3 separate regions of the Mus musculus genome follow, and regions 1 and 2 are each linked to region 3. A link is a loop called in an ENCODE intact Hi-C map of the cell type or tissue named here. Cell type or tissue: left cerebral cortex. All regions are shown on one strand. Each heading gives the region's core, and the rest is flanking DNA. Links, peaks and the distances in the headings are about the cores only. Region 1 holds the start of Tusc3 (tumor suppressor candidate 3). Region 2 overlaps Gm6213 (predicted gene 6213). Region 3 overlaps Msr1 (macrophage scavenger receptor 1).

What was found. A loop is a pair of places that touch in the nucleus more often than their neighbours do. Peaks named below come from ENCODE experiments on the same cell type or tissue, not always from the same donor. Only the 100,000 strongest peaks of a DNase experiment are listed, where the experiment ranks them.
Region 1: a loop joins it to region 3, with 3 times the contacts of the local background. A loop is called at or near these places in 2 of 42 quality-filtered maps.
Region 2: it touches region 3 in a loop (2.9-fold over the local background); 2 of 42 quality-filtered maps call a loop at or near these places.

What each region holds. Positions count from the first base shown.
Region 1 is chr8:39,000,643-39,008,245 of GRCm38, reverse strand. It overlaps Tusc3 (tumor suppressor candidate 3), which reads right to left and starts at 2,401. Exons shown (of 10, transcript NM_030254.4): 1 at 2,046-2,401. The coding sequence starts at 2,183. In left cerebral cortex, for the core only: a CTCF peak has its summit at 2,362; DNase peaks (open chromatin) are centred at 1,126, 1,507, 2,037 and 2,358; H3K4me3 peaks cover 1,995 bases; H3K27ac peaks cover 1,830 bases.
Region 2 is chr8:39,352,204-39,360,123 of GRCm38, reverse strand. The region is part of intron 3 of Gm6213 (predicted gene 6213); the gene reads right to left. Among named protein-coding and RNA genes, the nearest start is that of Gm6213, 58 kb to the right of the region's middle. In left cerebral cortex, for the core only: no CTCF peak of the experiment used is centred there; DNase peaks (open chromatin) are centred at 2,045, 2,804 and 4,536; H3K27ac peaks cover 1,351 bases.
Region 3 is chr8:39,586,467-39,594,386 of GRCm38, reverse strand. It overlaps Msr1 (macrophage scavenger receptor 1), which reads left to right. Exons shown (of 10, transcript NM_001113326.1): 9 at 4,909-5,097. Among named protein-coding and RNA genes, the nearest start is that of Msr1, 52 kb to the left of the region's middle. In left cerebral cortex, for the core only: a CTCF peak has its summit at 4,518 (motif pointing right); a DNase peak (open chromatin) is centred at 4,518.

The sequences.
Region 1 (7,603 bases), core at 1-5,000, 580 kb after region 3:
TGTGTGTGTGTGTGTGTGTGTGTGTGTGTGTGTGTGTGTGTGTGTGTGTGAAAGCGTGTGCATGTTCATGTGTGGTGTAGATGTGCCAAAGCCTATATGTCTTGAGATCAAAGGACAGTTAGTTATAGGAGTTGGTATTCTCCACCATGACAGTTCTGGAAATGGAATTCAAATCATCATCTCTGATGGCAAACGCCTCCACCTGCTGGACCATCTCAACGGCTCCTAATCTTTTCCTTTTAGAAAATACCTTGTCTAACCAATGTTCTAAGGATTTTTAAGGAAAGGAGATATGTACTTTAGGTTTAACTGTTAAATCATTTTACATATTGAAATAGTCTCATGATTGCAGGTGCTAACTATCAGTGAACCTGTAAACTTTCTAATATCTTTCCCTACAGCTTATAATGTGGCTTTGGTGACACTGTTGGATGTGGAAAACGTCACAAACGCCATGAATGTCATCATCGGTTACCACTGCCCTCTGCTTTGTATATCACAGCAGTCCCCCCCACCCCAAAAAATAAAATAATAAGTGAAATGCTACAAACCTACTACCTTTCTCATGAACTGAATTTAAGACTCTGAAAAATATGTACAAGACACAAAGTGCTGGAAAAACCTAACTAGTTTGTGGTGGAAGTTCGATTTCAAGTTAACAGTAGGGCTTCTCCAACTTCTTATCAAAATACCAAGAATTTTGTACAAAAAAAAAAAAAGTTAGCGGGGGAAGAGGAGGAAGAGGAAGAGGAGGGGGAAGAGGAAGAAGAGGAGGAGGAGGAAGAAGAGGAGGGGGAGGGGGAAGAGGAGGAGGAGGAGGAAGAGGAGGAATAGGAAAAGGAGGAGGAGGAGGAGGAGGAGGAGGAGGAGGAGGAGGAGGAGGAGGAGGAGGAGAAAAAATCTCAAGGTGGGGGGAGGGGGCCAGGAAAGGCAATTGTGAATACTGAGGTGGTTTCAAGCAAAGCTGATGAGAGAGAGCACTGAAGAAGGCTCAGCTGTTAGAGCACTAGCTTCTCTTCCAGAAGGCCTGGTTTCAATTCCCAGCACCCACATGATAGCTCACAACCCGCTGTGACTCCAGTTCCAGGGGATCAGATTCCTCCTAGGACACCTACCCAAGTGGTGCACAAATCACACACATTAACATTTCATTTCTTTTTAATTAATGAAGGAAAATGATTACAATGTGCGCTCACTCACTCCCTACCCTACTGATAAGAAATTCTGATAATAAACTGAACCAGATTCTTTTTTATGAGCCTCGTGACTTGTGTAATTTCAACAGAAAAACCCATCTTCAACCGTATAAACAAAATACTCTTACCAAACTGGTCTACAATTAAAAATCCTACTCAATTCCAAAGCAAATGCTTTTGTGAAGCGAACAGACCAGATTAATTCTGCACAACTGAGCTCGAATTATTCTACCACCCACTTAGATTCGTCAAATCTCAGCCTTGGCCCTAGAGATAGGTTGAAATTGAAATCAGGTGACCCAAACTTCCCAAATAAATATGCATAGTGTAAAAGCTAAAAATAAAAATGCGACTGTTCTCTTGATCACACACTGAGGTTGAACACAGACATAAGCATTCAGTTAGTTCTACAAGGGTATTATTAGGAATACAGAATGAATAACACGCTCAATGTGACGTCTTAACATAAAGAAGAGCAGAATAATGGGTAAATAGTTCCTCTGTGCTTGCAAGTACTCCCCTTAGGGTATTTTCACACCCAGCAAGCCCTTTAGGAACACCAGCATCCAAAGTCCGGCCTACACCTGAGGCACACAGCACAGCTAGGGTCTCAGAAGCACCAGCTTTCAGACTTCAGCTCACACTTTCAGGATGTAGGAGTAGGGTCACCCTCAGCACTCACAACCCGTGGCGCCCAAGGGACACGCCCAACCCGCTCCCGCCCACGTAGCTCCCGCCCCCGGGGCGCCCACGTCCCCGCTGCCTAGCAACGCGGCGGGGCTTCCTAGCAACGCGACAAACTCCAGCCCTCCCCCGCCCGGAGGCGACCGCCCGAGGGATCCAGCCTACCTCCTTTTTCTTCTGTCCGCCCCCGAGCTGGATGCAGAGCAGCAGCAGCAAGAGGAGGAAGGGAAAGCTACCAGTAGGCAGGTAGCGCAACCGGCGGCCCGCCTGTCTCCGGCGTGAAGGAGCGGCCCTGGCACTCATGGCCGCAGGGCTGTGTCTCCTCCACGCGCGGTAGCCGTGCGCGCCCAGCTCCTACCGTGCCCGCGCCCGCCAGGCCAGTCGCCAGCAGCCTCTCCTGGCCAAGGCCTCGGGGTGGCAGCGGCTTCTCCAGGGAGCTGGGTGGAGGCTAAGGACGCGGAGGAGGAGGAGACTGACAGCGCATCCGGTTCACCAGGAGAGGGACAAGAATGGCGCGGGATGGAGCAGGAAGTGGGCGTGGCGAGAAAGCGGCTCTGTGCGCGCGCGTCTCCGCTGCTCTCTCCGGGGCTTCCTGTGTGCAAGCATCAAGAAGTAACCCCTTGCTTTCACCTCTGACCCAACGCTGGGCTGCCCACTAAGCACACAGGGCACAGGAGTGTGCAATGAGCCCGTTGAGCCAACCTGCCATCTGGATCAGGAGGACATCCCGCTGCCTTCTTGCACCAGAAGGTTCCCATCACTTTAATAAGTTGCTAGGGACCCCTATATGTATTCTCTTGAGGTCCTTACCACACTTGAAACACAACATAGTTGCCTGGATGTACATGAGTGTTCTACACTTTGCCCCGGGGTTTCTTCCACCTCCCATCAGGGCCCTTAGAAGCCAACCTGGCTAGAAGCTATTCATTCACTATTCATGAAGTTAGCAGCATTGCTCTAGAAACTAACAACATTTTTCTATTCAAAAATGAATAGAGCGTAATAAAGGCATCTTGTAACTGCATTGTTTCCTCTACCTAAAGATTTTTTTCTCTTGTACGATAAACACCTTTGATAGTCTGATGAAAAACCTAAAGACATTGAAAGTACTTTTAACTGCATAAATTATACACACACCCATATATATTTATGTATATATATATATAATTATTAAGGAATCCATTATAAAGCAAATATTCACATTGAAATAATTCACTTTGCTAACCAACAAATACTTGTAGTGGGGAGATATTAGACAATATTGTAAATATGAGAAACAATAGTTAAATGCTAGACATGACAAAAGGTCACAAAAGTGCAGGGGCATAGCTAATAAGTCACATGAGAGTCAAACAGTGCTCACAGATGGCATCTGACAGCAGTTTCAATCTTGTGATTTTTGATGTAGTGATCACAACATTCTATGTGACCTGTAGCAACTAGGCTATGATATGGCAAAGCCAGTTTCCATACAAAAGTAATAAATACTGCTGATTTGGCATAGTGTAGGATGAAAAAAAAAAGTTGTTCCACAACCACAGGAAATTTTAGTAAACATTTCATAGACACATTAACACTCAATATTTATGTGGTACAGCTAGAAAAAGATGAAGCAGCAATTCAAACTTTGGCAGTTCAGCCCTGTATCCATGCACATGCTACATCACCTTATTTAAAGTTTTATTTATTCTTATTGTATGTATATGAGTGTTTGCCTGCATATGTGTACGAAATGCACACCTGGTGTCTACAGAGGCCAGCAGAGGGTATCTAAGCACCTAGAACTGGAGTTACAGATGGTTGTAAGCCATCATGTGAAAATGCTAGCAATTTAACTCAGGTCTTCTAGAAGAGCAGCCTGTGCTCTTAGCCACTGATCCATCTCTTAACAGTTTTTTAAAGGAGATCATAAAACAACTCTTTTATGATTCTCAGGTTTTTTGTTTCCCAAAATTATCTGAACATTATGTTCATATAAGTTAGTTTATGGTTTTCTGTTTTCTGTTTTTTTTTTTTTTTCCATTTTGGTTTTTAGACAGGGTCTCACACTATAATCCTGGATATAACAAAGACTACCTTAAATCATCATTCTCTTGCCATTACCTTCCAGATACTGGAAATATAAACATATACCCATCATACCTGTACTGAGCACACTTCTTTAAAGAAAACTGATCTGGGCACCTTCACTGCCAGAGGACAGGTATCTGCCTGGCCTTGGAGGCCTTTGCCAGAGCATCTGCCGGAGACATCTTGGTTCCCGGATCCTCCCAAGACTAGTCTGCACAGGCTCCAGGCATCGGGACACCGTCCCTGCCAGAGGAGAGGTGTCCACCCCACCCAGGAGGGCTTTGCCTTAGCATCCACAGGAGCCATCTTCCTTCCCAGATCCCACCAAGACTAGTCTGCAGAGGTGAGAGTGTGGACTACAGAAGCTCACAGTTTCTGGGACAGGCCCTGTTTACAGCCTTTGTCTTCAGCCAGGAGGCAAATCCGAACAATATATATCTGTGCACCTTCTCTGCAAGAGGAGAGCTTGCCTGCAGAGAGTGCTCTAACCACTGAAACTCAGGAGAGAGCTAGTCTACCAGGTCTGCTGTTAGAGGCTAACAGAATCAGAAATACAGGAGAACACTGCTAAAGAGTTCCAAGTCCTTAACGAAAAAGAGGAAAACACATCCAAAAAGATGATGGAAATGAACAAAACCATACTAGGCCTAAAAAGGGAAGTGGACACAATAAAGAAAACCCAAAGTGATACAAAGCTGGAGATAGAAACCCTAGGAAAGAAATCTGGAACCACAGATGCGAGCATCAGAAACAGAATACAAGAGATAGAGAAGAGAGAATCTCAGGTGCAGAAGATTCCATAGAGAACATCAGCACAACAATAAAAGAAAATACAAAATGCAAAAAGATCCTAACTCAAAACATCCAGGAAATCCAGGACATAATGAGAAGACCAAACCTACGGATAATAGGAGCAGATGAGAATGAAGATTTTCAACTTAAAGGGCCAGCAAATATCTTCAACAAAATTATAGAAGAAAACTTCCCAAACCTAAAAAAAGAGATGCCCATGAACATACAAGAAGCCTACAGAACTCTAAATAGACTGGACCAGAAAAGAAATTCCTCCCGACACATATTAATCAGAACAACAAATGCACTAAATAAAGAAAGAATATTAAAAGCAGTAAGGGAAAAAGGTCAAGTAACATATAAAGGCAGGCCTATCAGAATTACACCAGATTTTTCACCAGAGACTATGAAAGCCAGAAGATCCTGTACAGATATTACACAGACACTAAGAGAACAGAAATGCCAGCCCAGACTACTATGTCCAGCCAAACTTTAAATTACCATAGATGGAGAAACCAAAGTATTCCTTGACAAAACCAAATTCACGCATTATCTTTCCACGAATCCAGCTCTTCAAAGGATAATAACAGAAAAATACCAATACAAGGAGAGAAACCAGGCCCTAGAAAAAGCAAGAAAGTAAATCCTTCAACAAACCTAAAAAAAGACAGCCAGAAAAACAGAATGCCAACTTTAACAACAAAAATAATAGGAAGCAACAATTACTTCTTCTTAATATCTCTTAATATCAATGGACCCAACTCCCCATTCAAAAGACATAGACTAACAGACTGCCTACAGAAACAGGACCCAACATTCTGCTGCTTACAGGAAACCCACCTCAGGGAAAAAGACAGACAGTACCTCAGAATGAAAGGCTGGAAAACAATTTTCCAAGCAAATAGTATGAAGAAACAAGCTGGAGTAGCCATCCCAATATCTAATAAAATCAACTTCCAACCCAAAGTCATCAAAAAAAGACAAGGAGGGGCACTTCATACACATCAAAGGTAAAATCTTCCAAGAGGAAATCTCAATTCTGAATATCTATGCTCCAAATACAAGGGCAGCCACATTCATGTAAGAAACTTTAGTAAAGCCCAAAGCACACATTGTACCTCATACAATAATGGAGACTTCAAAACACCACTTTCATCAATGGACAGACCATGGAAATAGAAACTAAACAAGTACACAGTGAAATTAACAGAAGTTATGAAAAAAATGCATCTAACAGATATCTACAAAACATTTTATCCTAAAACAAAAGGATATACCTTCTTCTCAGGACTTCATGGGACCTTCTCCAAAATTGACCATATAATTGGTCACAAAACAAGCCTCAACAGATACAAAAATATTGAAATTGTCCCATACATCCTATCAGACCACCATGGACTAAGGCTGATCTTCAATAACAACATAAATAATGGAAAGTCAACATTCACATGGAAACTGAACCACACTCTTCTCAATGATACCTTGGTCAAGGAAGGAATAAAGAAAGAAATTAAGGACTTCTTAGAGTTTAATGAAAATGAAGCCACAACATACCCAAACTAATGGAACACAACAAAAGCATTTCTAAGAGGAAAACTCATAGCTCTGAGTGCCTCCAAAAAAAAAAAAAAAAAAAATGAGGGAGAGCACATACTAGCAGCTTGACAACACACCTTAATGCTCTAGAACAAAAGGAAGCAAGTTCACCCAAGACGAGTAGACTGCAGGAAATAATGAAACTCAGGGGCAAAATTAACCAAGTGGAAACAATAACTATCTAAAGAATCAACCAAACAAGCAGCTGGTTCTTTGAGAAAATCAGCTAGATAAATAAACCCTTATCCAGATTCACTAAAGGGCACAGGAACAGCATCCTAATTAACAAAATCAGAAATGAAAAGGGAGACATAACAACAGATCCTGAAGAAATTCAAAACACCATCAGATCCTTCTACTATACTCAACAAAACTGGAGAACCTAGATGAAATGGACAAATTTCTAGACAGATACCAGGTACCAAAGTTAAATCAGGATCAGGTTAATGATCTAAACAGTCCTATATCCCCTAAAAAAAAAATAGAAGCAGTCATTAATACTCTCCCAACCAAAAAAAGCCCAGGACCAGATGGTTTTAGTGCAGAGTTCTATCAGACCTTCAAAGAAGATCTAATTCCAGTTATTCACAAACTATTCCACAAAATAGAAGCAGAATGTGCTCTACCAAACTAACTCTATGAAGCCACAATTACTCTGATACCTAAACCACAAAAAGACCCAACAAAGATAGAGAACTTCAGACCAATTTCCCTTATTATCATCGATGCAAAAATCCTCAATAAAGTTCTTGCTAACCAAATCCAAGAACACATCAAGTCAATCATCCATCCTGACCAAGTAGGTTTCATTCCAGGGATGCAGGGATGGTTTAATATACAGAAATCCATCAACGTAATCCATTATATAACAAACTCAAAGACAAAAACCACATGATCATCTCATTAGATGCTGAGAAAGCATTTGACAAAATCCAACACCCATTCATGATAAAAGTCTTGGAAAGATCAGGAATTCAAGGCCCCTACCTAAACATGATAAAAGCAATCTACAGTAAACCAGTAGCCAACATCAAAGTAAATGGTTAGAAGCTGGAAGCAATCCCACTAAAATCAGGGACTAGACAATGCTGCCCACTTTCTTCCTACCTATTCAACATTGTACTTGAAGTCCTCGCCAGAGCAATTAGACAACAAAAGGAGATCAGGGGGATACAAATTGGAAAGGAAGAAGTCAAAATATCACTTTTTGCAGATGATATGATATTACCCTAAAAACTCCACCAGAGAACTCCAAAACCTGCTAA
Region 2 (7,920 bases), core at 1,633-6,632, 230 kb after region 3:
TCACAGGCTCTAGACCTCAATTTTCTGGCACCTAACTATAATATTTTTAAATTAGAGTTTACTATGCAAAGTCACACCAAAGTGTAGACATTAAAACTAACAACATCATGGCATTGTATAACTCTTCAAAGCGACAGTTGATTCAGGATGCAGCTGGGCCTGCATGTAGACCGTTCTCTTTGTAGACCGGGTCTGCCTCTTGGTTAACCTAGTACATAAGACATCAGCAGTAAACTTGCATGGTTTCATCTCATTAGTGTCTGGACAGAAGAGAAATTCAGTGCACATGGATTTTCATGATTCCATTTTGTCTCCTTTGCCAAGGCAAGTCAGCAAGTATAGGTCAGAAAGTATGGGCAAGTCCTGCCAATAAGCCTAAGCAAGGTGGGCTAAGTTTGTGTCTACATTTGCAGCCATCCACACAGTAAGCCTTCCAGAGGCCAGAGATGAACTGGAAGGCTGGAAATGTTTTCTAACACTTAGTATCTGCAACAAACCTTTCAAGGTAGGACCGAGGACTGTATCTTCTGTGAACCACAGTGTAAAAGCTGTAGTCGGGGAGAATGAGTCTTCCAGTAAAACAGAGAAGAAACAAGCAGAGAAGAAGTGCTGGTCCATGTTCTCACAGAAAATAATGAGCACTTCTCTAACCTCTAGGAAAATTAGGAGGGTGGAAACTACCTTCTCTTTTTAATTATCTCTTGCCTGGGTTATTTTAAAGGGCAGGGAATTTGGAAGAGTAGAAAGCATCCTCATTTTTTAATTAACTCACCTTTACTCTATAACCATGTAAAGGGCAAGTGTCTTTTGTGGCAACCTCAGCACATTTGGTAGGGGCTCTACCCTGTAGCTATGATAAAGCATTTCATGCCAGGTTGGAAGTTAGGTCACAACAAGGTTGATGTGACCCATATGATGGTGTGTGATAAGATGTGTTAAGAATATAGAAAATATTCTTGGGGCGTTTGGTAAGATTTTCCTCATCTGTTTTTCTAATTGTAAATCTCTCTCCTTTTATGACTAAGAGCCAGTATGATGTTAAAAATAGTCATTTTGGTTTGCTTGAAACTCAGAGATGGCAAGGACTTCTGAGCTAGAGATTCCTCTGGGGAATGCTGTTCTAAGAAAATGATGTTCTACTGTAAAGACCACAAATGATAAGCACTGGGAATTTTAATAAATCTGTAAGCCTAGTGTTAGATCTCTGCACTCATGGGTTTCTCACCCATGGATTCTAGTGACTCATCTGTGAAGGGGGCTGGAGAAATAGCTCAATAGTAAAGAGCGCATGTTTCCCTTCCATGTGACGATTCTAAGGTCTGTAACTTCAGTTATGGAGATCAGGTTCCTTCTCTGGCATCTGTGTGTACCAGGCATGTGTGTGGTACAAAGATATAAATGGAGCCAACACACCATAAAATGCATCCATACTGAACACATATAGTTTGTTTTTCTTCTCAATTTTTTCCTAAACATTGCACTATAGTAACTATTTATGTATCATTTACATTATATTGAGTATTGTAAGTAGTGTAGACATTATTTAAAACATGAGGAAATGTGTATGTATAAATCATATTATTTTATAGAGGCCCTTTAGCCCCTGTAGATTTAACATGTACCAGGATCATGACACTAATCTCTCATGTACATCTAGAAACAATTTTACTTTGATACATCCTGAGTTTTAACTTCCTTATTACAGAGATCTTTCATTTTTGCTCTTGGAGAGGTAGCTTAGCATAATACTCTATTGACAATGGGATGAGACCTCTGGCACCTATTTTCGAGTCTCCTTGGTTACAATAAACAAGCAGTTCCCAGTAAGACACATTCCTGAGAAATAGAGTTGCCACCTTTGACCACTTAAGATAGAAGAATGGGTCCATGTATTTGAAGACCAACTCCTTCTGAAGTCTTGAGGAGAGACCAGCCTGTTTCAGGAGCTGCCAGTACAGGTGACACAAAGTCCTCACATTGTTTGAGTCCTTCTGTCCAGCTTTCTTTCATCCAGATCCTGCTGTCTGATTTCTGGTTAAATAAGACATTAAACTGTCTCCATCTGCTCAAGCAGCCCCATCTGTGTTCTTCTCCGAGAGAACTGCATTACTGTGATAAAACAACAGTCCAGCCAAGATGTTTCTCAAGTTAAAAGTATTATGGATTCTGCTTTCCGGGGGTGGGGGAAATCTATCTTTCGTTGTTGTTGTTGTTGTTGTTGTTGTTGTTGTTGTTGTTGTTGTTGTTGTTGGAGACAGGGTTACTCTGTGTAGCCCTGGCTGTCCTTGAACTCTGTAGACCAGACTTGCCTCGAGCTCAGAAATCCACCTGCCTCTGCCTCCCAAGTGCTGGAATTAAAGGCATGTGCCGTTACTGCCCTTTGAAATCTTTCATTAATGTCTTTCAATTACGTAGTAATTTTTTTATTCTTAACGGGAAAGGGAGAGTCCCAAGCCTTACAAATCAGAATCTGTAGTACAGCCATATTTGTATAGGTCTCTGCCATCTCCCTAAAATCTGTAGCCAAGGTGACCTTTCTTTTTTTAAAATTATTATTATTAATTTATTTATTTTTAAATAATTATATTTTTCATTTACATCCCAAATGTTGACTCTCTTCTTTTCTTATTTATTCTTTATTTATTTGCCCTCATGCAAGGCTGAGAAACGCTCAGTATTATCTCAGTAGGAGTGCAGTCCTTTGTCACATTTGGTTATATTTGCAGGAATTTGTTTCTGGGGGATATTTCTCTTCTCAATATATTTTTAGAAACTAAGATACATCTCCCAGAGTGCCAAAAGCACAGATTGCAGCTACCAAACTAAAGTTACAAAGAACCAGGTGGAAAATTCCTTTTAAATACTGAAAACTAGCTCATTTTAGTTGGCATATTGTCAGTACATTTTTTCTGAATAGCTAATTTGAATAGCTGGCAATGTTTCATGGTTTTTTTTTTTTAACATGATTATTTGAGGCCTTGAAGATGAGTGGCTACCTGGTTTATTTCTTTAGTAGGTTATACAAGTGCAATTGCTTTTATATATTACGTATGTGGAGTATCTTTTATCCCACTTAAACTACTGTGTACATCTATGAAAATTGAAACAATGCAACATTTTATATTTTCTAACAAGATCTGTAAACACTTCTGGGGTTGTGTTAAGTAGTTAAGAAATGACTTAAATTAAATTGGATGAATAATCCGAGGTTGCATTTAGTATGACAAAATCAAGAATAGCAAACCGATACCAATCTAGAATTTGACAAGCACTACTGATTCCTGGGAACATAAGACATGGGTGAAGGTTTCATGAGCCTCTTCTTAATGTCATATGAAACTTTCTCTATGTGGGCTTTCTGTTGGTAAATTTAGTAACTTTTTAATCTTAACCTACGTTACGTTGTATATTATATCAGCATTATGAATATGAAACCTCTAGAACTGCTGTCTGTCTAGATTTTCTCCTTTTGTGTTAGCATCTAAACAAATATATTTACTTGTGCTGCTAGAAGATTTAGTTTTTTTTTTGATTCTCAGGCATTACACTAAAAGGTCAATCACTACTGGCCTAGGCTTTTTAAAGCCAAGTCTAACATTCTTTTTCTTAGAGCCTTGTTTGTTCAGCAATTCAAGGATATTAGGAATTCAAAGAATTCAACATCTCTTCTTTTCACTTGACATTATCCCAAAGTCATGTGGCTGCCATAGCTGTAGATACCACTTATGCATCCAAAACAGGAAGTGGGGATCACAGTTCTAAGTAAGAAGACTTAGAACACTGGAGTCAATGAGTGCTATGGTTTGGATCTAGAGCGTCCTTCAAAGTCCCACTTGTCAAAAGGAAGAACCTTAGGTCCCTGCTATGTGTTCCAAGGGAATTATAACATTTCAGAGTTTTCCTCTTGTTGTCTTGCTCTCTGCTTCACAAATCACAAGGTGAACAGTTGGCTTATCCACACAATCATGCCATGATGGGTGGCCGGCCTTCACCAGGGGCCCAAGGTAATAGAAGCAGTTCAATAAAGCTCAGAATTTCAAGTCAAAACAAACCTCTGAAGCTTAAAAACGAATTACCTTCAGTATTTTGTTACAGTCTCAGAAATTTGATAAGTTGATGATTATGCTATTAGGACAACAAAACTTTGCCCAGAATTTACACTCTCCAGAAGAATCCTGCTCATGTTGTCTTAGATCCTACTTAGATCACATTGCCTACTAATCTAGCTGTAAACGAGGCTGAAGGAATGTACAACCATAACTTCATAACTCCTACAGCCCATGCAGAAACTAAAGACCAATCAATGACTAGCATGACAGTCCATTAAGGAGCATGGAATACAGGATACTTAGTTCTCCACTTTGTATCATCTTCTGCAGACACAAAGATCTGAAAGAAATCCACAAAGCTCTAAACTCAAAATGTGAGTAGTCGGTAGGCCAGCTGCTACTCTAAGTATGTTCACTTGAAGTGGTGCCAAACGGTTCCTTTTCTGTTCTCTGAAATTTAGAAAAAGGTTTAAAGTCTTCATTCTCTGCCCTGTGAAGATTTGTGAAGGTTATATGCAAATACTGAGCCACTTTGGAGAAGAGACTTGAACATTTGTGTCTGACATTTACACTGGGTCCTAGAAACATTGCCCCACCTACGGATCCATCCCATCTGCAGACACCAAACCCAGACACTATTGCTGATGCCAAGAATTACTTACTGACAGAAGCCCAGTATAGCTGTCCCATGAGAGGCTCTACCAGAACATGACAAATACAGATGTGGATGCTCACAGCCAACCATTGGACTGAGCAAGGGGACTCCAATAGAAGACTTAGGGGAAGGACTGAAGGAGCTGAAGGGGTTTACAACCCCATAGGAAGAATAATATCAACCAACCAGACCCCCCAGAGCTCCCAGGGACTAAACCACCAACCAAAGAGTACACAGGAAGGGACCCATGGCTCCAGCCACATATGTAGCAGAGGATGGCCTTATGGCATAAGTGGGAGAGGAGGCCCTTGGTCCTGTGAAGGCTTGATGCCCTAGCATAGGGGGTGGAGAGGTGAAACTGGGAGGGGGAGCATCCTCATAGAAGGAAGGGAAACGTGGGACAACATTTGCAAAGGGAATACCGGAAAGGGGGACAACATATGAAATGTAAATAAATAAAATAACCAATAAAAAAAGAAACATTGCCCTGTAGATGGCAAGGAACAACTGTATGTATGTCATACCATGTCATTATATGCATAAAATAAAAGGCAGTACATGTTCACCTGAAGCTGATTACTTTAAATGTATTACTATCTGCATACTAACTAACTTCCTGTATTATCTTCTTCCCAGTATTAAAGTTAAATTATCTTTGCAAAGTGAATTCGAGCCCAAACCAGTAGAGGGTAAATGTTCCTTGAAGGACTATTTATATTGCTGGTTTGGAGTCACACTGTCTCTAGCACAGCTATTTGACTATACAGTGTATAGATGAGTGATGGTGTTATAAAAATAAAAACTCATTTTGAATTCTTATCCTGTATCATTAAATATTATTTTACTAAGTTTTTAAGCATATTTAAGTTACATTTGTGTGTGTGTACATGTATATTTGTGAGTGTGTGTGTGTGCACGTGTGCGTATGTATACAAGCTACAAATAGAGACCATAGAACAACTTGCTGGAGTTGCTTCTATCCCTCTACAATGTGGGTCCAAGCACTGAACTCAAGCTGTCTCATTTGGAAGCAGTGCTTTTATCTGACAGTCAGCCGGCTGATCATTTTTGGGGGAAAAAAATTTCTTTTTAAAATCAACTTATAAATTAAAACTTATCATTTATTATTATTATTATTATTATTATTATTATTATTTTGATCAGGAGATGTCTCTTGACTCCTGTCTGTCCCTGTGTCTCTGTCCCCTATTTCACTGCTATCACCATTGACCCCAGCAATCCTCTCCCGTTTACTTCTATTCCTGTCCCCACTTTTCTACCTTGAAGGCTCATTTTTTTTTTCAGTCTCGTGGGACCCTTTCTAGTTTCCCAGCCATTACCCATATTTACTTCCATCTGGATACACATATTTAACAGTACTAGGCTGCAAGCCACATGTGAGAGAGACTACATGGCTCATATCTTTCTGAGCCAGGGTTGGTGCGTATGCACCAATACACAACAATATAATGTTTTCCAAGTTCCATCCATTTTTATGCAAATTTCCTGACTTCAATTTCTCTTTATAGATGAATGAAAGTCCATTTCATATGGCTGCAGCATTTTTATATCTGCTCATCTGTGGATAGGCATTGAAATAATTATAATTCTTTGCTACTGTGAAAAGGGCAGCTAAAGCAGGGGTATGTAGGTATCTCTGCAGTATGCCATAGAACTGTTAAGGGGTATGCCCAGGTAGTTTGTTGTTTTTGATTTTGAGAAACATCCTTACTACTTCCCATAATGACCACTTTAGTTCATACCCCACCAACACTGGATAAGGACTCTTGGTTCTCACTTTCGCGCCAACCTTTGTCCTCATTGGTTTCTATCAAAATGGCCACGATGACAAGAGTGAGACAGGCTCTCAGAGTTGTAACTTGTATGTTGGCTAGAGATGTTGCATAGCTTTTTAAATAATTACTGTTCATTTTTCTTCTGTCTCTTCAGATCATTGGCCCATTCTTAAATACAGCTAGCAAAGGCGGCACTCCATTTTCATCATGTAGGCTGTCCATCTTGTTGCTAGTTTCTTTTATAGCTCTTAAGCTTTTTTACTTAATATAAACCTATTTGTCTATATCTGTATCTAGAAATGTTTTCTCTATATTTTCGTATGGGGTATGGGGGACTTTTGGTATAGCATTGGAAATGTAAATGAGCTAAATACCTAATAAAAAATGGAAAGAAAAAAAAAAGAAACATCTGAATTTCTGCTTTGAAATTGAGTTCTTTCATATCGTTTGAGTTAGTTGTGTGCAGGGCGAGATCATGCTTCTGCAAGTGGTTATCCATTTTAAGTAGGACATTTGTTGAAAAGGTTTTTCTCAGAGAAGGTTATTCATCCCTTTGTCAAAATTAGGTGCCTGTGCTATGGTATTATTCTGGTCTTCTGTTAGATGCTTTTGGTCTACTTGTCTATTGACTATCTTATCACTATGGCTCCGTGGTACCGTTTGAGATCAGATAACATGATGACTCTGACTTTTTTCTATATGCTTAGACTTGCTTTGTCTGTCCATGGTCTTTAGTTTGTACATAGGAACTGTAGGGTTTTCTTTCCCAGTTCGGTGAAGACTCTCCTTCAAACTTTGGTGGGAATTGCATTGAAAATGCAGGATGCTTTTTCAGTACAATTATTTTCACAGCACTAATTCTGTCAACACAGGAGAATAAAATGTCATTTAATCATTTAGTGTCTTAACTTTTTTCCTGGCAGAGGTTTCCAGCACCCTTCACTGGGCTTAATTCTACATACTTTATAATATTCTGGGCTGTTATGAATGAACTACCTTGCCTGATTTCTTTCCCAATGATTGATGTGCTGGCTTATATCAAATGCAACTGATTTTTATATGTTGATTTTGTAACCTGCAACGTTACTGAAAGTGTTTAGTAGGTTCAGGAGTTTTTAGGTAGTGTCCATAGGGTCTTGCATGCCATTTGCAAATAGACATCAAGAAATATGTTGAAGAAGATTGGTGTAAGTAGCTACCCTTATTTCCTTCCAGTATTTAGAGAAAAAAGCATCACGGTTTTTTTTTTCCATTTATTATAAAGATGCCTATAGGTTTCCTATACATAGTCTTTCTTAGTTTGCTTTCTCTTGCTATGGTGAAATAATGATCAAGATCAACTTGGGAAGTAAAGGACTTAGATTATCTTATATCTTACAATCTATCATGAAGTGAAGTCAGGATGAGCATTAAAGGTAGG
Region 3 (7,920 bases), core at 1,627-6,626:
AATTAACTAAACAAATAGCCTCCTGTTTTGGATTTGGCTTTACCTGCAGTTTTCTCATGAGGGAACAGGTCCTTGTCTCACATATTCAAATCTCCTTGTGTTTGAGGCGGCTAAGTTGACATTTATTCAGAAGATATTGTCTCATGAGTCAGCAGCTGAGCAACAGGTCTTTGGTCTGAGCTGGAGAGAATCGGGTTTTAGAATATGTACAGTTGCTGACCAGAGGCTCCACCTGGCCTCCATGCTCTGCCAAGCTTACAGTAGCCAACAAAGTAAGTTACTCCCATAATAGGACTCAAAATTATTATGTGGATTAAATCAATATTTTTGTCATGGTGTACCTTGCTTTTCCTACACATTAAACTACCTCTTGTAGAGAGTTTAAAAATAATACATTCCATTCTATTGTTTTATTCCAATATTTTAACAATTTGATTTAAACATCTTCAGAAGCCCTTCATTCAAGAGGATCTCATTATTTATTCACATATATGACCTACCTGTCTTATGACATAAGACAGGTCTTGTGATATAAGCCCTAGGTTACCTCACACATTCTGCTGTGTGCTGGGAACTTAGTAAAGGTCTAAATAAAGAAGGGAAACTAATTGAGTTGATAGTGCTTCAACATGGGCCAGTAATGATAACAGAATGTAAAAGAGAAAAAAAGAAATCTATGCACACCTGGAATTGAGAGTGGAGAATTGAGAAGGCAGACAGAGAGATAAGCAAGGAAGAAGTCAGATAAGGTCCCAGAAACAATGGGTATGGAAGCTTATATGGAACATTGTAGAGCTAAATGACTGGAAAAAGGTGAAGGAGGAGGAAGGAGGGGGAAGTAGAGGAGAAGAAGAAGAAGGAGAAAAAGAAGACAACGACAACGATGACAGAATAGTTTCTCTAAGGATCAAGGAGAGAGTGGTCATGGTTTAAATAACAACCGTAGATGCTCCAGGAATCACTGGACAGATATATCCCCGCTAAGACCCTCTATCGGCTTACAGGATTGCACTTGCAGCTATTAAACATTAAATGTTAAAAATGATCAAACTAACACTGTGACCAGGAAACACACATTTGTTTTGTTTTGCATGTTCTGTGGTGTCTGTGGCTCTTCACTTATGCTGGTGGTGACTGAAGGTAGCTGCAGACAACCTGGAAACTAATAGTTGTGGATACATTCCGCTAAAACATCAGGCAGAAATACCCACAGGCCAGAGACATTTGGAAGAGTACCAGCAAAGTACTAGAAGAAAATTACTGGGGGAAACAGTGAAGACTAGATACACACTTATCTGAAACTACCCATCAGGTCTTGTCTACCTGCAGAAACTCAGCAGAATAGACTAATAATGCCTATTTCATAAGAACAAATGGTACATGTGAAAGTGCTGAAATATGTGTGTGTGTGTTTATTATATTATAATGTGTTTATTTCACCTCAGATAAAATATTTAAACCTTGAAAAATAAAAACTTTGTACTTGCAGTAACTCTAAAAACTGTATTGTTTACTTTAAGCATCATAAAAATCTTCCTAACTTTGAGGGCAGGACATATGTTTTGGTAACATTTTTAACTGATCCCAGAAAAGAGACTTGTGCTTAGTTAGCTGTATTCAGTTAATATTGGGTAATATTTTCTTCTTTCTAACAGTTGAAACATTAGGCTTCACAGAGTTCAAAACATTTGACAATGCCCCATTCACATTGTACAAATCAGATCCAAAATCTGTGTGTGATTGATGAGTCTTGCTTATCCTGGAGAAGTGGCTCTCAATTTTGTGTGTGTGTGTGTGTGTGTGTGTGCATGTGTGTGTATTTTGTATGTATGTGCATGTGTGTGGATGTATGTGTGTGCACCAGTATAGTACAAGTTAGTCACAGATTCTGGGCTCATAATTGCCTTGGTCATATCATATCCAGAAGACAGCACTCCTTCCCATCCTCCACCTCTTACATCCTGCCACCTGATTCTCTACGATGCAACCCTGGGCCTTGGAGTGGGTAATATAAATATCCTGAGAGCTGTTTCTGGTATAGCATGCCTCCTTTCTTGCAGTGTTATCTTCTAGTTCATGTTTCTCAAAATGTGGTTGTTGGCCAGAAACATAAGCAACCACTCAGGCCCTATTAAATGCAAGGCCAGCAATTTGGAATTTTGCTGCTTCCCAGAAATTGAGAGCCACTTCTCCAGGGTAAGTAAGCAAGGTTCATCAATAACATCTGTGGAGGAGCAAGTACTACAAACTCTTACATAAACAACTTTGGGGACAACCTAGTGTGCATAGTCAAATGTTTGAATACGTTGACTTGTCCATAGAATGAATGATAAATATATTATGGTTGGATATGCTTGACCTTGTAAAAATAAACTCTGGGGCATAGTACTACTGAGCACAATGTAGCTGTAGTATAGAACGCTTTACACAATCATCGTTAGACTCTTTTCTGATTTTCTTAGGCACTTGCTATAAATGATTGGGTCACTTATGGATTTTTCTCTGTGGTTGTGAGTTTGGATTCTTCTGTCATAACACATTATTTATATTTCAAAAATGCTCAGAGTTTAGATTTTTGGCTTGAGTGAGAAATAGATGTGTGCTTTGGCATGGCTCCTTTAATTCTGTAGAACCAACAACATAATTATAATAATGTCTATGCCATACCACCTGTTACACTTCTGTGTGGCTCAGTAAATTAGTCATGGTTTAGGAAAGTTTCAACTTTCTTGATATGTTGTTGAATTACTATTTCAACAAAATTTACTTGAATTAGAAGAAAATTTCACTGAATATTTCTTACAAGTAATAAACTCTAAAAAACAAAGCTGTGAAATTCTATTCAGGTACTAGAAAACTGTTATTTTTGTTTTGTGTATTTTGCCTGCATGTACGTCTGAGCAACATTTGTGTGCCTTGTCCCCACATAGGCCAGAAGGAGGCATCAGATCCCCTGAAATTGCAGTGATAGATGGTTGTAAGTCACTAGGTAGATGCTAAGAATGGATCATGGATCTTACTGGTTCTCTGGAAAAGGAACAAGTGCTCTTAGCCACGAAGCCATCTCTCTCTAGCACTCTCTACCTTGATTTATAACTTAGTATTAGTCAGTTAATTGAAAGGATGCATTTGAATTGAGTTACTCATTGGCTATGATTATGAGAAAGGATGATGTCATTGCTAATCATAAATATATTTAGCTGCGTTTGACAGTTTATACATGTGATGGGTTGTGGTCATGTTTCAAACCCCACTATACCCTCCCACCATCCTAGTCTTACCCTCTCATACTTTCATATTTTGTGTGCATACAACTCACAGAGTTTATTTAGAATTGCTTCCATAGACATATGTGGAAGGATATTTACTGTTACGTAAACAACATACCAGAGGCTAACCACTGAAGACATTGATACCTGTTACCCAGGGGAATGAAGAATTGTAAACACTTGGGGGGAAGTATCTATAACTCATGTAGCAAGAAATGTTCTTGCTAATTCTAAATATAATTACTTGCTTTTCTTTGCATAAGATACATAGTTGGGCAACCTACATTCTCATTTATGGTGAACGGTATCTATCTACTCTTGAACCCCTAAACTGTCATTGGATTGAAGGAAAATAATGACACTCTGTGACACATTTTACAAATAAGATGAAAAATCTAAATAAATTTGTATGTCTCAAACAGCTAAGTTGTCCGAACAATTTTTGAAGGGTTTTTTTTTTTCACAGCTTAGTCAACAGACTTAACATTTATTGGGGTCTCATGAAGCCCAAACACTCCACACAGTACTTGAACTGGTTAATCTTTTTTTTTTTTTTTTGTATTTTCCTCAGTTACATTTCAAATGCTATCCCAAAAGTCCCCCATACCCTTCCCCCACTTCCCTACCCACCCATTCCCATTTTTTGGCCCTGGCGTTCCCCTGTACTGGGGCATATAAAGTTTGCGTGTCCAATGGGCCTCTCTTTCCAGTGATGGCCAACTAGGCCATCTTTTGATACATATGCAGCTAGAGTCTAGAGCTCCGGGGTACTGGTTAGTTCATATTGTTGCACCTACAGGGTTGCAGATCTCTTTAGCTCCTTGGATACTTTCTCTAGCTCCTCCATTGGGGGCCCTGTGATCCATCCAATAGCTGACTGTGAGCATCCACTTCTGTGTTTGCTAGACCCCGGCCTAGTCTCACAAGAGACAGCTATATCAGGGTCCTTTCAGCAAACGCTTGCTAGTGTATGCAATGGTGTCATCATTTGGAGGCTAATTATGGGATGGATCCCTGGATATGGCAGTCTCTAGATGGTCCATCCTTTTGTCTCAGCTCCAAACTTTGTCTCTGTAACTCCTTCCATGGGTGATTGTTTCCAATTCTAAGAAGGGGCAAAGTGTCCACACTTTGGTCTTCGTTCTTCTTCAGTTTCATGTGTTTTGCAAATTGTACCTTGAAGGGTTTTAATATATTTAAATGTAACTTCAATTCAGCTTTGCAATGAAAAAAAAAGCTTGCAGTTAAACTCTTGACCAGTAGGTGGCGAAAATAGTTTAATATTTAATATTTACTGAAGAAATAAATGTATCAAAACTCTTAAGAAAAAAAGAAAAGAGAAGAGGAGGGGAAGGGGTGGGAAGGGATGGGGTGGGGAGGGGAGGAGAGGGGGGGGAGGGGGAGGGAGGGGAGGGGAGGGGAGGGGACGGGAGGGGAGGGGAGGGGAGGGGAAAAGGAAAGGAAAGGAAAGGAAAGGAACGGAAAGAAAAGAAAAGAAAAGAAAAGAAAAGAAAAGAAAAGAAAAGAAAAGAAAAGAAAAGAAAAGAAACAAAAAATACTCGGGTCCAACCACGACCCCTGAAAAAGAAAATTAACAAAACAATGTGAATATAATCAGTCTTTATTTCCTATTTTATAGCCCCCCTTAAGACAGTTCGACTGGTTGGTGGTAGTGGAGCCCATGAGGGCCGAGTGGAGATCTTCCACCAAGGCCAGTGGGGCACAATCTGTGATGATCGCTGGGATATACGGGCTGGACAAGTTGTCTGCCGGAGTCTAGGATACCAAGAAGTTCTAGCTGTGCACAAGAGAGCTCACTTTGGACAAGGTAATCTGAACTCTAGTTGTTTCTTTAAAAATCAAAGTAGGCAGTTTTTTAAAAACTTTGTTTTGAGAACTTCATGAGCACTGCATGTGCAGCACTGTCTCTCCCCGCTCTTTCCTCTAACTCCTTTCCTCTATCGTCCCAATTCTTGAAAGCAGGCAATTTTTAACCATTTGGAAATCAAGTAGATACAGAAGCATGTAGTGGCGGGGGGTGGGGGGTTGGGGGGGAGGGAGCGGGAGGAATTCAGCCTAAAAGTTTTGACTCATTCTATCCTAGAAAGTAGATATAAAAAGAAAATACTATATGGCATGCATGCTTCCTGATAACAAACATTTAAGTTTCACTTAAGCTCTTTTGGTTTGTTGACAAATCAAGTCTTGTTATTGACCAGGAATAAGGATGAGAGAGTCACTGATAAAGTTTACCCTCAGCAGATAAAGTTGCAGAACTGTTTCTGGAGACATCAGCTCAACATTTGTGTTGTGCTCCAATCTGTTCTTGGTGGGCTAAGAGAAAGGCCCCAGACTTATGAGAATCCCATAGGAGTAAGCCTTGTTATTTCTGTCATTCAGATTGGAAAACATGGGATGACTCTTTGGCTACATATACTTTAATATATCTCACCTGGATAGCAGCAACCAGTTGTATGACTGCATTAAACGATTAGGGAAAGAATTTGCATTGGTAAATAGTTTTAAATGTATGCCGTGAAATGTTCATTGTCAGTTGTTTCTTCTACATCAGCACCTTATATCAGGCGTTGTGTGTAGTTAAAGATCTACATAGGCCTTGGTTCTGGATGAGGAGACATCAGGAGAGCACATGCACACTTGTATTTTCTTCTATGCTTTCTGTATATTCCAGTCTTCAAATCTGACAATCAGTTTCTCTGCAGCTGAAATTGACAAAATATAAGTTCTAGCCTTCATGATTTTATAATTGTATTATTCTAAATGCACATGGCCAATCAGAAAAAAAAATGGAGAAGAAAGCTGTATTGAAATTATACTTTTTAATCTCATTTAAAATTTTAGTATGGGACATATGTCAAATTAACATCTCTGAATACTAGAATAAAATCAGATGTTTTATATCCCTATGAGGGGTATTGCTGATAGATATGACACCACAATTTATTGATAACTATGAACCTGACTTTATGCTAAACACACACATTAATAATACTGACCACCACAATTACATCTGTTCCTGAGATGAACTCCATAAAAGAAAAGAAAAAATGGATCTGAGCAGAAATGACAGATTCTAAGTTTTCAAATGCATGTTCTAATGTGGTGACAAAATGACACACAATTAACATAAGTGTCTTGATGTACAACGTTTGTGCACACAAACTCAGGCCCTGATCTATTTTCATTTAACTTATGTTGTGTACATATGAATTGAAGACAAAAAAAAGAGGAAATTGAAAAAACCCTATATTTAACATTATATATACAATGATTTGACATGGATACAAACTTCTCATCCCTACCACATCTTCATTTTTTATTGTCACTCAATATTTGTGCGTTTACCTAGTATGGAGTCTCAACCCTATACTCAGAGCAGTAGAGATGCTGAGGCAGGAGGATAATGAAGTCAAGGCCAGCCGAAGCTACCTAACAAGACCGGTCAAACAAATAAAACAAACAGAAATAACAGCAACGATATGTGCAGATGTTAACCATCCTCTTGCCCTTACACGTACTTTTCAAAGTGAAATCTTTCATTTCATCAATAGGTTATTTATTTATTTATTTTTGTCAGAGAAGAGTTAAGAACAACGGACCTCTGAGTCCAGGGAGTGGCAGTCTTCTCTACCGTATAGAAACGACATTGCCAATCCAGAGGGATGTGCTCACAAGCAGTGCACAGTCGATAATGAGAACTGCTTTTGCTTGAAAGTAGAGGCACAATGACATCACAAAGTGACATCAGTGGTCCCCCTTCCGTCAGAAAAAAGGGAATGTGACCTTTTGTTGTAAGACCCCGTGAAAATAAATCTAAGATCACACTGCTTATGGTCAGCCCAAGTCTTTCTTCACTTCTCTAGGCCACACTACAAACCCACTGAAGAATGATTAGGAAAAATTTAAATAGTGAAGCAAGATGAGCTGAGATGGAGAGACACACAGAACCAAGATGATTAGTTCTGAAGAAAACAAATTTTAAAATGTAAGTGTCGTGGTCTACATGTCAAGGAATATTAAATGAGGGAGGCTTGCCCTGCTAGCTGCTTATGGATTAGACTCAGTGAACAACTATTTTTGTGAGATATTTGGACTCCGTTCTATTGCAGTTAGAACACCTCTCCACATTTAGTTTATAGTTCCACCCAAGGGATGGGGAAAAGGGCCACACTGAAAGCTGAATAGAGACAGAAAAGGAAACCTAAAGATAGAAATGAATGGTAGAGAGAAAAAGACAGCACATATACGAGTTTTAATTTTTTGTTATTTGCTTGGGAAAAGAAGAAGTATCATGTTAATTTTATATTGTCAACAACTACCAAAATTAAAAGAAAAAGAAAAAAGTTGAAATCCATCCACTTTATATAATCCCCATTTCAGACAGAATGTAGTGTTCTGGCCATGGTTTCCCCCAATCCCCATACTTTTTCTTCCTCTCTTTTCTTTTTTTTCCTGGTTTCAAAATAGCAAACCTGGTTTACGAGAGATAATCCTTGTTAGCTTTAAGAACAATTAGTTTTGCAGCTGCAAGCAAAATGATTTATTGGAATAAAGCTTAAAGCATGCTCCTTTAAATAGGTTCTTTTATTTGCGCGTGCTGTTTGCAAAAAGTGGAATGGTCTTTCTTTCC